3 separate regions of the Homo sapiens genome follow, and all the other regions are linked to region 1. Evidence: chromatin loops called from intact Hi-C (ENCODE). Cell type or tissue: PC-3. All regions are shown on one strand. Each heading gives the region's core, and the rest is flanking DNA. Links, peaks and the distances in the headings are about the cores only.

Region 1 (5,107 bases), core at 1,519-4,018:
AGAGCTCTGCTCATGCTGAATAATTAGGCGTCTCATTTCCTGACCAGGCTGTGGGGCTGTCTGATCCTCGGTGCCTAAAACAGTGAATGCCCAGCACACAGGATAGGCCAGAAAGATTCAGTGAATGAATGCAGTGAATGTGTCAGCGTGGGAGCAGGTCTGGAGCTACTGTGGGGTGCTCTCTCTGAGGAGGTTGTGCTCTTCTCTGGAATGGACCTCAGGAAGCTTGTGATGCTGAGAGGAGGCTGACCCTAACTCCCTTGTGCTGTGGGCCACTGACCTAGTTGTTTGGGGTTAATGTGTCAGCTTTTATCTGACTCTTCATCTAGACAATGATCTAGATAATGACTCTTCATCTAGAGTCAATGACCAGTGTTGGGGCTGGGGAAAGGGGATGGTAGAGAGATTCAGAAACTGCAAGGAAACTGCGCCTCTGAGAGAGCAAGTGAGTTGTTTACGGTTACACAGATTCAGGTCCAGGCCTTCTGGCTCCAAACCTTCACTGTATAAACTGTCCTAAGAATTACACTTGTTAGAGTCTAAGGACTGTTTGGATAACTTAAATCTAATCATGCATTCTAAAACTATATAAAACTACTTCATTTATTGACTGCTTACTGAATGCAGCCACCATATACATGTGAAATCTGATTTGGAAAACAACCCTGCAAGGCAGGTGTCATTAGCCATAGTCTATGCTTAAGCTTAGTGTTGAAAATCTAGCCTGGTCCTACTCCAAATTTCATGCAATTCTTGCTGACTGCACGTGTTACCTCCAAACCTGTGCCACTGAATCTCTAAAACATCTCCACCTGTTATTCCACAAAACTCAATTGCAATCAAATGATAAGAATCATAAACCCGCAGCATGAGCATTTTACAGGCAAAATCTCTGCCATGTATTGCTTCTGTGAGCCAGCAACCCTAAGGAATAAAATATAGGGAGAGGGCCCTCTCAAATAAAAGTCATTTATGGGAGACAAGACTGGAGAGAGCTCATATAGCAGTGGAAATGAGGAATAAATTTATGAGGCTGAGGAGAGAGGCTATGGGGGTAAGGGTGGGGAAGGAAGACCTGAGGGAGAACCAACAGGGACAAATGATGAGTCTAAGGGATGGCTTTTGAAAGCGTACCATGGAAAATGCCACAGAGGCTAAAATCTTTAGAAGCCATTAAGCTCTGAAAGAAAGGTGAGCCTTTCCAATTCTAAGGACCATCTCAAAGAGATTAAATTCTTTCCCTTTTCTGAGACAGCTCTGAGCCAAGAGGGTGAAAAGCCAACTAAAGCACAAGGAAGGGGAGATGGGAGGAGTTGTTCTGCTCAGCAGTGCTGCTGAGTGTACCCACTTTATGCAAAAGTTGATGAGGCATTCAGCCCAGCAGGCCTGCTCCCTAGGGAAGATGGCTTGAAGGAGGTGAAATGATGCCAGCTCTTGTCCAGGAGGGCTTCTGGCTGGCTGGCACTGCGCATGAAACTAACATGATCTAGGTCTGGGAAGTGACAGACAAGGAGCACAGAGATTTGGTGTTAGCCCAGCACACTGTGTGGGGAGTGGGAGGGAAGGGGTTTATGAGGAGGTGGGGAGGAGGTGGAGTCCTGAGAGAAGGGATTAGGTTCGCTGTCGGGTAGTGTGCTGGGATCTTCCTGGACAGAGCTTTCGGCTGCAGCCCCTCTCTTCCCTGTGTTTCCAGGGGGCTCTTTTTCTTTCTTTGACTATTCACTGGTTAAGTCATTCATGCAATAATCACCAAGAACCTAATGTATGTTTGTCCCTATGCTAGGGATACTTATAGGCCCTGACCTCACAGAGTTCACAGGGGAGAGAGAGAGAGAGAGAGAGAGAGAGAGATTGATTAGAATACATCAGTCAATATAACATAGTGTTTAGGAGAGACCTTGGAGCCAGATGTGGTTTGAATCTGGACTCCGCCACTTATGAGTCGGGTGAGGGTTGGGGGAGAAAAGGGATGCCAGTATGTAATTTAATCTTTCTGAGCTTCAGTTTCCTTATCTGGAAATGGTAATACTAGTAATACTTCCTTCCCAGGGTTCTTATGAACCTTAGCTAAGATAAGGTTGTAAAGGACTTAGTTCAGTGCCTGGTACATGCTAAATACTAAGAAATGGATGGCTCTTTGTTACTCTATCCTGTGGCTTGTCAGAAAGAGAGATAAGAATGGCAACATGAACACCTCTTTGGATAGAAAGGGGGCATGAGGCAAGAGCTGAGGACTTGGGAACAAAGGGCCTGGATTTAATTCAAACTGCCTCAGGTAAGCTGAGTCACTTAGGGCCAGTCATTCCCCGCTTCCAACTCTTTTCTATCTGTTTAACAGCAACAGCAGTAGCCACCTCCCCCACCATCACTACCACCACCATGATCAGTATCATCCTCACAAGTGACTCAGGAAGTGAAGTCCCACTGGGGCCTATGTCCTGTGCTCTTCTGGGGCATAAGAATCTGTTGCAACAGTTATGTCGTGTGATTTATCAGGAAGGAAGACCACATGCATGAGGCTGGACTGAAAGAGGAATTTCTGAGACGAGACTGGAAGCCAAGTTGCCAGGAAGCCAGGGAACTGAGTAAACACTTGTATAAAATCTGACTTCACTGTTTCCACAAACCTAACCAAAGTGCTGAGGAACTTGTCAGCTCACATTTCAATACAGGGCTGGTTGTTGAGTGCAGGGCATGTTGATTTAAGCTGCTTTCATTAAATCCTGTTCTTGGTGCCAAACAGCAAGACACTCATCTCAGGGAATAGACAGTGTTCCCTCCTAGGAGGCAGCAGGCAGCAGGGGCCCATCTCTACCAACCCAAGAACCCAGAACCAATGCTGATGGTGCAAGGATCACTTGGGATTTGTCCTTTGGCCTGCAGCTCCTGATGGGAGGGACTGGGCAGTGTCTGTGCCAGCTCTGCCATGCCAGGCAGCAAGCAGCATAAGCAAGATGACTTGAGCTACCGTTTGTCTAGGGTGTGAGCTGTGCCAGATACTACAAGAACTACTTTGCCCAAATTTCCTCACCTAATCCTCACAGTGATTCCATAAAGTAATTTTACCTAAGGGAAAATTAAGGGTTAGAGGGTTAAGCCACATGATGAAGCCATTCAACGAGTGGGGAGCAACTCTTCCCCCAAAAAGCCCAGTGCCTGTTCTGCTGCCCTGTAGCTAACTCCCTAAACAGAAAGATAGTTTCTTGGCTCTAGTGAATCCAGGCAACGAGGCATTCCTTGCATAGCTTCACTGCAAAAACTCAATAGCTTTAAAACAGCTTTCACTCAATGAAAGTGCCCTTGGAAGGGAGGTGGTAGAAAGACATTAAGTGCTTACTGTATGACGGACACTGTTCTACGTGCATACCAAAACGATGTACTTTAATGATTACATAACCCGCTGAGGCAGGTACTATTACTATCTCCATTTTTCAGATAAGGAAACTGAAGTCAAGAAAAGTGAGCTTTCTTGCCAAGGTCGCATGGTTAACATGTGGCAGAAGCAGGGTGGAACCCAGGCCAGCAGTTCCTGCACAGCAGGGGCTGAGGAGAGAGAACAGTTGAAATGCCCTCATTCTCCTTCAAACCAGCTTCCAGAGGTGAAGTGACAGCTGAGGAGGAACGTGGCCTGTGGAGAGTGCTGGAAAGCAGGCTGCCCCAGCGTGGGGCCAAGCCTTGACTCCCAGCTTCCTCCCTCACCAGCATGGCTCATGCAAGTCACGGCCACTCCTCTAGCCTCATCACAGGAACAGGGGCAATACCGTACCTGTCATCCCAACCTCACAGGGCTGCTGTTGCGCAGGGTGTGTGTTGCCATGTGAAACATCTTTGTATGCTATGGGACACTCAACAAACGCCAATTGTTTTCACTATTACAATACTTTTAAAGCTGCCTTTTATATTCCTGGCCTTGTGGCAATCATGAGACCCTTCTAGTCATTTATAGGATAGAGATTTAAAAATTAGAATCTATATTTCTGAAAGGGATTTCATCTTCCATCTTATAATCAAATGTCTTTGTTAATATCAAGTGCTCTACCAATGAGTGTTTTAATCATCATCATAACAACAGCTAACAACTATTGAGCTCATATAATGGGCCAAATCTTTTTTTCTTTTCTTTTTTTTTTTTTGAGATGGAGTCTCACTCTGTTGCCCAGGCTGGAGTACAGTGGCACGATCTCAGCTCACTGCAACCTCTGCCATCCGGGTTCAAGAGATTCTCCGCCTCAGCCTCCTGAGTAGCTGGGATTACAGATGCTTGTCATTGCGCCCGGCTAATTTTTGTAGTTTTAGTGGAGACGGGGTTTCACCATCTTGGCCAGGCTGGTCTTGAACTCCTTGACATCATGATCTACCCACCTCGGCCTCCCAAAGTGCTGGGATTACAGGCGTGAGCCACTGTGCCCAGCCTTTCATTTTCTTAAATAATTCTCACTATAACTCCAGAAGGTAGGTACTATCATTATCTCCATTTTATAGCTTCAAAGGGTAAAGTAACTTGCCCAAAATTATAATTAGTAAGTAGCAGGGCCAAGATTTGAAACCCCCAAAAAAAGATTTGAACCCAGGTCTGTCTGACTCAGGGACTTTCCTCATCACATGGTTCTCTCTTGCCTTTGCACATGAGGACAGATACGTGTTTGACACCAGTTACGGGGAGTGGTATAGCCAGGACTGAGGAAAGGGAGATCTCATAATTCTATTCAAAGTCCCTTCTAATAGTTCGGTTGTTTCCGTTTACTGAGCTAACTAAAGAATACTTAGTAATCTCATCCAAAGTTATACGTACCTCCTCAGAGGCTGTGGGGTTTCATCAGGGATTAACAGTGCAAGACGCAGTTATATACCTATCATAAATTAGCTTTGTGGCCACATAATGAACAATGCAAGCCAGCGTAGCTTTAAGAGGACCATTTATTATATCGCTATAAACAGAGCTATATAAAAAGAATTATTCCTAAGACCCTGCACATCTGTGCTTACAATCATGCCTTTACATGAGCTTTGCAAACAAGGATAAAAGTCCAATTTAGACTGTGTATTGAACATCAATTCTCTATTCAACAGGGAAAGGTAATTCAAAGTATCCCAAAGGCATGAATGC
Region 2 (5,107 bases), core at 1,055-3,554, 110 kb after region 1:
GGAACCCCTCTAAGTGGATCACTTCCTTATTACAAGCTGCTACTTTCGGCATAAAGCCCACACCTGGCTTATTAATACAAAACCCTCCGGAATCCGATCCATGTCTTCCAGCCTCTTCTCCCATCAGCTCCATCATGCATCCTCCACTCCAGCCACATTTTTCCTCCGAGGCCAGGAGATGTACTGAGACCATCTGAATGGCCAAAACCTCAACTCCCACAAGGAGGGTCCCCAGGAAGGTGACAGAATGTGAATGGTACTCCCTGAAGATATGCAGTTCTGTAGTGCTGGACCAGAAGGGAACTAGCAAGGATGTTCCTTGCTGGGAAGGGAGAGAACCTGGCAGGCGAATACAACTTGTCCAGGCAGAGTGGTGTCCCACTCAGAGAACAGGGAGTATTGGACGAGAAAGAAGGTGAGAATGTGCAGGGTCATTTGTTTTGTCCAGCTGTCCTCAGGTGGCACTTCGGTGGAGACAGACAGAGCCTGGGACAGAAGCCAGCAGCAGAAGCAGCCTCTTGGGCTGACTGAATGTTCTTCCCAGCCTTGGCCTTTCAGGCTGCTGGCAGTAGTTCACCAGAGCAGTGGGAGGCAGTGGCTGAACCACTACTGTCCAATGGTTATCAAGAGGCCAGCAGAGAAGTGTGACCCAGTCCTTGCTCCTGCTCTGGTCCTAGGAGTCAACCTCATGGCATTTTACTTAATTGATATAGTTTCTGCTATGTATTGGAGCATCTGTAATGTGTGCTTTCAAACCCTTAACGTTTCTAATGCTCACAACAACCCTTCGGGGGCAGTATTTGTATTCCCATTTTACAGATGAGGACGCTGAGGCTTACAAAACTAGTCAGTTCTCATAAACACAAAAGCCAAATTCAGTCTACCAAACCATGGTGCCTTTGCATAAAACTTAAACACCTCCTGGAATGTCTGTCCATGGCTAAATGCAGGAAAAAGGTCCTCAGTGAAGACAGTAGCATCTGATGTCTGAGGCAGGCAAGCCTACAGACATTTGCTTTGTGACTAATGGGGACACCAGGCTCTGGCTTGATAAATGTTCAGGAGAACTGTCAAAAGTCCTGCAATGATGAAATTTTAAGTAAGATCACTGGTCCAGGTCTAAAAACTAACTTCTAAAAGGAAATTCTCCTATGGGGACAAGGAATGTTTTCTATGGGGACAAGGAATGTTCTGGGCCAAATCCTTTCTATCTTTTGAGCTCTCAGCTCAACTGCCTCCCCGTCCAGAAAGACTTCCTTGATCTGTCCTTTTCCTCTTGAATGCTGACAGCAGGCAACCCAGACCTCTCATTTTCATTTCCTCCCCAAGAGCATGCATACTGATGTCCACATGTTGCCTCCTCTGGGAGGTGTGAAAGTCCCTATCTTCTCTTCTCTGTGCTGGGTGAACACAGAGCCTAGAACTGAGCAGATGCTCAATTAAGTTTATTGAATGAATAGCCATGTGAATGGCCTGAGCTGTCAGTGCAAGCAAGTGAGGTTCATGTGGGGCAATTTGTGTGCAAAAAATCATAGTAGACCACTCTGGGCCTGCTAGACCATGGGTCTATGCAGGCCTTCACTTATTTGCCTGGAGCCAGAGTTGCAGAGGCTTGAGCTAGGCCCTTTATTTCCCTTCCCTCACCCTTTCTAGCTTGAGAATGTTAAGAAAGGGGACCTTGATGTTTCCTGGGTTCCCAAAGGAAAAGCTCTGTATTTGGGAGCTCAGCAATGGAAACCTCACTCACAAACCCCAGAAAGAAACATTAACTTCCCAAAGAGCAAATGTTTCCTCTGGTCTGAATGGACTCCTTTTTTTTTTTTTTTTTTGCTCCTATGGCCAGGAGGGAAGACAGAGGTGAGAGGCTACAGAGGAGACTTCTTTTATCCCCCGACAAATATGCACCCTCGTCTTTGGAGGGAATCTCAGAATCAGTTCACCCATTCAGCATTTATTGAATGCCTATTCTGTGCCAAGTATTGTACACTAGGTATTGGGAATAAAACAGTGAACAAGATAAACATGGCCTAAGAGAGAACTCTCTTATAGTTTCTATTTACTGGCTGGGTGACCTGCAACAACTCACTTCTCTTCGGTCCTTGGTCAGTGTGTGTGTGAAAGGGCACACTTTCCTACTTCACCACTTTCTGGAGGATGAAGAGCCATGGGTACCATCAACTCCTACTAAGCCCTGAGGGAAAGACCCATGTGTCATTTCTTTCCATATCCCCAGCGTCCGCACAGAGCTGTGCCTGATGCATGGTAGGCCCTCAGTAAATATTTACAGAATGTCGGGGAAAGAACAACAACTCAGGTAGTTGGGCTTTTTGCCTGCACAAGCAGTTGCTTCTCTCACGCTACCTGGGAGTACACATTGGTACACTTGCAAAGCTGTGATGGAAATTCCAATTTATACCCTCTTCTTACAGATATAGCTACCAAGTATATCTGTGAATCAAGCCCAAATGTGAGTCATTTTACTGCTATTTGTGCACACCACTGCCAGTAAAGGTCACTTGCTTACCTGAGTTTTGCAAGCCTGGTTTTCCAGGAAGTTTCTTTGCTTCCTACAAGTTCTTAAATATATTTGCAGTTACTAGTGTCCTCCAACACGTTAGGCAGTTTTCATTTTAGATGCACAGAAATCCTGAACACCGAAACCTCCTGGCTGCACCTCCCTGAACCAAGATCATAGTGAGGCTCCTTTACAATGCTGGGCAGAGCCGTATGTAAGAGAAAGAGACTCGGCTTTGGTGTCAGAGAGCCCTGAGTTCAAGTTTTGGCTCTGCCACTTAGAAGCTGTGTGACTGTCATCAAGTCACTTACTTTCTCTGGAGCTTTAGTTTTCTTATCACTAAATGGAAATAACGCCCACCTTATAGGATTGTTATGAGAATTAAAAGAGATAATGTATGTGAGTACTTAGCACCATGCTTGGAATATAGGAATTCTGAAAAATGGTAACTATTAATTCCACAATTACAATAAAGTCATGTTGAATGAATAAATCGCAAAGCCCTGAATCATCACCATGGTGATCACTCTTCAGCGTTTACAACAGGGGTTCCAAAGCAAAAAACCTTGAGAGAAAAAGAGCAGAACATATCTAACAGAAGTGTGATACTATTTTATTACACTGAATCCCACTCTGGACAACCTGCTGGCTCCTAGGAGCTCTAGTCGCAGGAGGGTGCCTGTAGCTGAACTTGCAGTTCAGAAACTGATGAGAATGGCTGTAGCCCTGACACTCAGAATAAAACCAGACACATGGGCTCACCATGTATTCAAAGATGAAAGCTCCTTTCTGCATTAGACTAGCATCTCAGAGCAAACCAGGCAGGGGCTGCTACCCAAATCCATACCTCTCTGCCCTGGGTTGAAGGTGTGCCATAAGGAGAAGGCCCTAGTGTTAATCAGCCAGGAATATTAAACAGCCCCTTGTTGTATGCAGGGACTTGATGGATTAAAAGATGGGGATAAGCCTCATCCTTGACAAGTAGTCAGTGGTTGGGAGGACAGCTGGCAAAGATACAAGAGCAGAGCTCGGGGATCTCACAGACCTAGACCTTAATTCTGTCTCCTACTGGCTACATTCACCTCTATGAGCCTCTAGTCATTCATCTATAAAATGTATATATAATAGTAATGGCAATAAAAGGAAGAGAAAGAATATGGACTACCGTAGGTTGAATACATAGAGATTGAGAAATAAAACAAATATGGTCCTTGACTTTGAGATGCTCATAGTCTAGTAAAGAAAATGGATATACAAACAGATATATACTACACAAACTGGTGATGATAAAATTACACATCAGCATCATCATCGCATACATTAGTTAACATTTACTGAGTATTTACTACTTGCCGGATACTTTCTAAGTACTTTGATTATTTAATCCTTATAACAGCTCTGTAAAGAAGGTACTGTTATTACTCCCAGTTTTGTAAATGAGGAAACTGACACATAAAGGCTAAGCAATTTGCCCAGGATTTCGAAACCTTTAATTGGTGGAGCCAGAATTTGAACTCAGGCAGTCTGCCTCCATAGACCCTACTGTTAAACATTCTTTTTTGTGTGCATTCAATGAGTGAATGCAGGTAAGGTGCTTACATCAAGGCCTGCCACATACTGAGCACTTTCCAAGTGTCGACCACAATAATTCTTATCGGCATACGCCACAGCCCCAGGGAGCACCACAGGTATGGAGGGCAGCTGCCAGACTGACTGTCAGGCTCAGGAAAGGTTTCTGAGAAGTGACATGAGACCTATGTCTGAGGGGCATTCTAGGCAGAAGATAATGCATGTGCAAGGGTTCAGAAGCAAGGCCAGCTGGGGACAGTTTTATAACTAGAGTGAAATGGCTATGTGAAAACAGTGGCTGCGGGTGAGGTAGAGACACTGGGGCAGGCCCAGGTGGTCACTTCCTGGAGGTGCCAGGCTAAAGACCTTGGCCTTTATCCAGAGGGTGGGGGGTCACATTAGTATGTGAGGAAGATTTCTGGTGGCCACGTGGAGGATGAACCAGGCCGGGACAGGCTATAAGAACCCCCTAGACTGATGGCAGGGTGCCTCCCTCGTGGAAAGATTCCAGTGGAGTCTACCACTATTCTTTTATAAGATCACATTCATGAGAAAAAGCCATAAACTTCCAGAGCTTTGGCTCAGGCAAGGAACTCAATCATGTCAATAGCCCTGTGATCTAAGGACAGCTCTGGCTCCAAGAAAGGGTGCCAGGCTGAGTGCCCACATCCAGCCCTGCAAATGGCAGACAGGTGCCTGAAGGTCTCCTTGCTACGGAGCTAATGATGACCCAAGCATACACTGCAGTCATTAATTGGGTCCTAAAGATTGTCAGATATGAAAGATGATGGTATTTAGTTATCATAAAACAAAAACTCCAGCTGCCTGAGAATGCCAACAGAAAGAGTTATTTGGCTTCCATTAAAATGCCATCGACTACCACTGACATGGGATGGTGATGTAGCAGTGCTGAGAGCTTAGCTAATGAATCTTGGCCTACACGACCAATTTATGAAGGCCGGAAAGCTCTTTATCAACACAGTCAGCAGTCGGAATCTGATAGCCTGACTTCCAGTCTCAGTT
Region 3 (5,107 bases), core at 1,284-3,783, 59 kb before region 1:
GGAAGAGGAAACTGGTTTCCAGAGAGGTTATATTATGTGCCCGAAGCTCCATAGAAAGCAGGTGATAGAGGCAGGACTTGAACCTGGGCCTCACCACTCCAGGTCCCACTCTAACCAGTCACTTGCCACTGGCCGTGGGTGGAAATGAAGGCACTGGCTGGTGCAATGTCCTCAAGGATCCGCACATTGGGGAGAAAGCCCTCGCTGAAAGACAGCTGAGTCAAAAACGCAGGTGCTGCGCACCACATAACCTTCTCTATTCACCTCAGGTGAGAAGGCTTTTTCTTCTGGCCTAGGGAAGAGCTACTGACGAGGCCCATGGGCATTCATTAAAAAAAGATCTCAAATTCAGTAACTGCCGTATGAAGTACCCACACCTCTACCTTCCTAGAGTGATAAACTTTTCTCTGTTGGACGAGAAAAGCAATTAACACCAGGCTTGTGAAGCAGCTGGTCTCACTAGTGTCAGCTTGTCCTTTCTGAAGGCAAGAACAACTACCCACAATGCACCAGACTCCCCACCCCACCCCACCCTCCTCACCTCACTCCACACAATCTGGTTAATGCTAATTCAGTCAGTGGTTTCCTTCCGAGGCCCTTGGTCTAAATGCAATTACACGGCAAACAAGTTAAGCGGGTGAGGCTCAGCAAAGACTTTCAATTCTGCTCTGAAGGTCTTCCAATGTATTTATGTGAAATTATCTCTCCGCTAATGGGGAAGATTTATTCCACCGATTGTATTCAGCTGGTGCTGAGAGATGTTTTCTTTAATGGAGGACAATTGAATTTCGTATTGCTGGAACTCTGTCCTTCCAGAGAATTACTGACAGATCTCATCTCCTGACGCTGGCCACCAGCCAGCCTTCTCCAGACATATGTGCCTCTGGATTCTGCCTGGACAGAAACCAGTCCTGGGGGGATGGCTTCCTTTCTGGGGCTGTCCTGGCTGCTGCCCCTAATACACATGCAGGCCAGCCTCCTCTGATTGATCTCTCTTTGGGGATTTCCTGATAATTGGGAAACATTGAATCGGCACCATTTGGCTACCATGTAGCCTCCAACTTGGCAAGCCAGAGCAGATGCAAGTTTAGCCTGGGCTCCCGTGGATTGCTTTTGGATTCTGGGGAAGATTAGGTTGACTCCCTGGACGCCGATAGGCCATAGAGGCCTCTTGCCAACACAGGCATTTGGCTCAGGAATTAAATCCTGGAGAAAAACACTTCCATCCCTGTTCTGTTTTCATGATTTTCACTTGTCTGGAAAGCCCAGATTAACATAAAGCCTTCCCTGGAACAAAGGAGATGGGAAGTCAGCTTGGTGGGGGCCTCTGAATTGTGTCTTGTGCCACATGCATTTGTCCTGGGAGGTTTGAAAAGATGTGAGTGCTGGGCTTCCCAATGCTTGCTTTCTGCATCCATTTATTTAATGGATACTATCAGTGGGGTGCTGGCAAATGTTTAATGACCGACTTTTGAAAAAAAAAAGAAACAAAAAGAAAACCAGCTTCAGTTGCAGCGTTTGCTCATTTCTGTGGTGTAAATACTCTCATCATGGCTGTTTTCAAGCTACCAATGAGATGCCACTGAACACAGAGGTGGGAAGAGACACACAGGAGGATGCCATTATGCGGTACTGCCACCGTGGAGACGCGATGGTCCTGAGTAACCTCAAGAGCAAACGTAACATCAAACATGGCAAAATAATTAGAAAGTAGTAAGTTTTGAGTATTTATTACCTTTGTTTTTAATGTACCTTATTTAATTTTATATAATTTAATTTTTAATAATGGCTGTGTTTAACAACCAGCTTGCAGAATTTCTGAACATTTAATAATCAGTTCTTGCGAACTGGTTCAAGCTGGCTTCTGCATGCCACTGGAACACTGACCCTACACTGAGGGTTGGGCACTCGCTCAGGGCTGGAGATGTGGCTAAGAAATAGTTGCTGCTTTGAACGTAGAACTCCGCAGTGGAAGACTGCCTTAACTGCCTTAGTGAAAAACCATTAACGTGGGAGCAAATCACTGTCACCGACTTGGCTTCCCAGCTAGCTCATATGATCCTCTATTACCAGTCCTCTATTTGACATGATTTGCTTCCTCATGGTCACTGTCTTGGTGTAATGGAGTTTTGGACTGTTATTTTCTACTCGTCCTTAGAGTCTCATCTAAGCTGTCACCACCTCAGTAAGGTTGTCATCAACTTTTCCTGACACAATGAATCACCCCCTCCTTTGGGCTTTTATACACCTTATAAGTATCTCTCTAGTATTTGATGGTCGTATGTTTATATCATTTGCATTATATAGCCATCTCACATGTTTACGTGTGAGCCAGAGGAGGGCTGGACCACATCTCCAGAGAGGATAAGCACGGGATGCTGCTCTCAGAGTGTTTGTTAAGTGAAAAACAATCAAGTAACTGAAAGAGAGAAAAAGACTTGCTCGAGGTCACCCAGAAATGAATTCACTTGGCTGAGCTGACACTAAAGCTAGGTCTTCTTACTTCTGAGGCCTTAATCTTACTACTGTGTTATGTACCTGCAGTCACTAAAATTCCTTTAATTTCACAAAAAATCAGGCGCCTACTATGAGCCAGGCTCTGTGTTAGGTGCTGAGTTCCAGAAATGTATGAATTACGATCTCCACTTACTTGCTAGAGCTCACTAAAGCCAACGTGAAATGCCCCCGTGTAGTTTTCTCTGACACCAGTGAGTCAACACTTGGGTTTGGCATATGTCAGGCAGCTGGGATATAAAACAAGCAGTTAGGCTAGGTGAACTCTGCCAGGAGGGAGCGCTTGTGCCAAGCCAAGGGTGGTGTCAAACATACTGGCATGAGTCCAACCACACACTCAGGGCCTGACTGAGGTGCCCTTGCCGACGCCAACAAGGGAAAAGATCTGCCTGACTGCTTCCTGAAGAGAGTGACAAGGTTTGGGATCAACAGAAGAATCTGCTGGAGAGACAAAACCACTCCAAAACAAAATCAAGCAAATAAAAAGCCAACCTCAACTGTTGCTCAGGGAAAAGTTGTAGGGCTGTGGTGGCAAGAGCACTAGGCTGGGAGTCATAGTTCCCAGTTCTGACTCTGGGAACTAACTGTATGATTTTGGAGTCATCTGACCTCTCTGAACCTCCATTCTCTCATCTGTCAAATGCAGGCTGAAGTTTTTCCCAACCTGGTATAAAATAGAATTCAACATATGTTTAAGAATTTATAACTGTTTTAATCTCATACTACCCAATCCAGCTAAAGCAGCCCTACTGCACGTGGCTTCAGAATCTTAATGGAGCTCATGCAATACTTATACTTATCACTAAATTGTTCCCTCTATCTGGAAACTTCCACCTCTCCTAGGGCATTCACCAAGCAGTATACACCACTCCTGCTCCTTCTGGGCTACTCCTCATGAACTCTGAGTGCTGTTGCTCTGCCAGGACAATCTTTTCCCCAGCAGAACATGAGCTCCATGAAGACAGGGACCAACCACATGTCCCTTACTGCTATATTCCCAGCATTGATCACGGTTGATGGTCATTTCTGAGTGGGGAAAAGAAAACCTCCTCCAAAACAGGTGTTTGCTCTGGAATTCGAATGCAGGGCACAGAGTAAGTTCTTGATAAATTATTTATGCAATGAATAAAGAGCTTATGTGCTTCTGTAACTTAAGGTGAGGGCGATGTTAGAGAACTTTGAGCTACTTGACCTTGACAGGGATATGGTTAGAGAACCTAGGGCTGGAAGGGTTGTGCCCTTTCAAGAGGCCAGCCCGCACTCTCCCTCAAGGCTTGGGTACCTTCCCCTGGAAGACTCACTTGCCTCAGCCTAGCCCTGACCCTTTGATTCTATACCCTCCTCATCTGTACCACCTGTGATCTGAAAAACTTTGAAAAAGAATGCCAGAAACAAAGTTAGATTGATTATTCAATGTATATTATACAAGCAGATAAAGGAAGGCAAAGGGAGAAAAACTGCAGCTTTTATTATTTTGTGTGTGTGTTATTTTGTTATTAAGTGAAAGCAGCTACTTTGGTATTCAGGAGACGGGAATATCATTTGGGATCTAGGTGGCAAATGATAAATCTAGCCTTTCTCTCCTTTAAAGTATTTGCTAGTCTATGCCATTATTGATTATGTAAATCACTCCTTTGCATTGTGTATTTTAAACAGGTTTTTTTGCCTGACTTGTGTAAATCCTTAAACTGTTTTCTGCTAACTTCTGCTGATTGAATGGGGATCTTTCCAGCATCTACTACAATTTACCTGAAGTCTTGTAAGAACATTACCTGGGCCCAAATGAGAAGCCTCACTTCAGAGCCTGTTAAATTACTGCCACTGAAGGTGTTTCCAGTCACAGCCTGACATTGTCCTCTCTGCAGCTCCCAAGACCATCTTTCAAGCCCAGCCACCAGGCTGATCTGTAGCTCTCTCTTCCTAGTTTTCCATCTGACGCTCTACCTCAGTTTCTTGAACCAGCTTTTCCAGCCCAACATCTTCTGCCTATATACGTATTCTTGGGAAACCCCTGATTATGAAACATTCGAGTCAGAAGAACCCTTCCTGATCACCTCTTTCAAACTTCTTTTGGTAAAGGTGAGAAAATAAAGTTCAGACAGGGAATGGACTTGCCCATTCTTGCAGACTTGTGGGGAGCCAGGACTGAATCAAATGCAGGATTCGCCATGAGAACTTGGGAGAGTCACTCCACCTCTTAAGATACTTGCAGTCTGACCGACACGTACTGAAATAATTGAGAATCCCAATTTGTCTTGGCTTCACAATTCAGGGTTCACATAATTAGAGCCGGGTTCTGGAACCATTTTTGATTGCACGCCCTTTCTGTAAACATTTTTGAGCAGGCTCCTTCAATGTACTTGCATTCATTTATAAATCGCACACATGTGCTACCATCGCTGGTTCACCTTGGGAAGGGTAACATACATTTGGTGCAAGGTTTGATGAGTATTCATATTTCAAATAGCCTGCTTGATAATTTTGACTCTTTAAGTGAACTCTGCTAAGATTGTTGATCATTTTGAATCTCTTAGTTAACTTTTTGTTCAGTCTTATGAAAATAATCATTTCTAACCTCATAGCGAGGTTGAGG

The links. A loop is a pair of places that touch in the nucleus more often than their neighbours do. Peaks named below come from ENCODE experiments on the same cell type or tissue, not always from the same donor. Only the 100,000 strongest peaks of a DNase experiment are listed, where the experiment ranks them.
Region 2: a loop joins it to region 1, with 10 times the contacts of the local background. A loop is called at or near these places in 1 of 110 quality-filtered maps.
Region 3: a loop joins it to region 1, with 3 times the contacts of the local background. A loop is called at or near these places in 1 of 110 quality-filtered maps.

The regions. Positions count from the first base shown.
Region 1 is chr11:78,798,916-78,804,022 of GRCh38, forward strand. The region is part of intron 15 of TENM4 (teneurin transmembrane protein 4); the gene reads right to left. Among named protein-coding and RNA genes, the nearest start is that of NARS2, 230 kb to the left of the region's middle. RefSeq lists an enhancer at 3,163-3,664. In PC-3, for the core only: a CTCF peak has its summit at 2,812; a DNase peak (open chromatin) is centred at 2,486; H3K4me3 peaks cover 491 bases; H3K27ac peaks cover 2,500 bases.
Region 2 is chr11:78,905,434-78,910,540 of GRCh38, forward strand. The region is part of intron 6 of TENM4 (teneurin transmembrane protein 4); the gene reads right to left. Among named protein-coding and RNA genes, the nearest start is that of TENM4-AS1, 190 kb to the right of the region's middle. In PC-3, for the core only: no CTCF peak of the experiment used is centred there; a DNase peak (open chromatin) is centred at 2,378; H3K4me3 peaks cover 1,194 bases; H3K27ac peaks cover 2,500 bases.
Region 3 is chr11:78,739,837-78,744,943 of GRCh38, forward strand. The region is part of intron 19 of TENM4 (teneurin transmembrane protein 4); the gene reads right to left. Among named protein-coding and RNA genes, the nearest start is that of NARS2, 170 kb to the left of the region's middle. In PC-3, for the core only: a CTCF peak has its summit at 2,787; a DNase peak (open chromatin) is centred at 2,785; H3K27ac peaks cover 1,377 bases.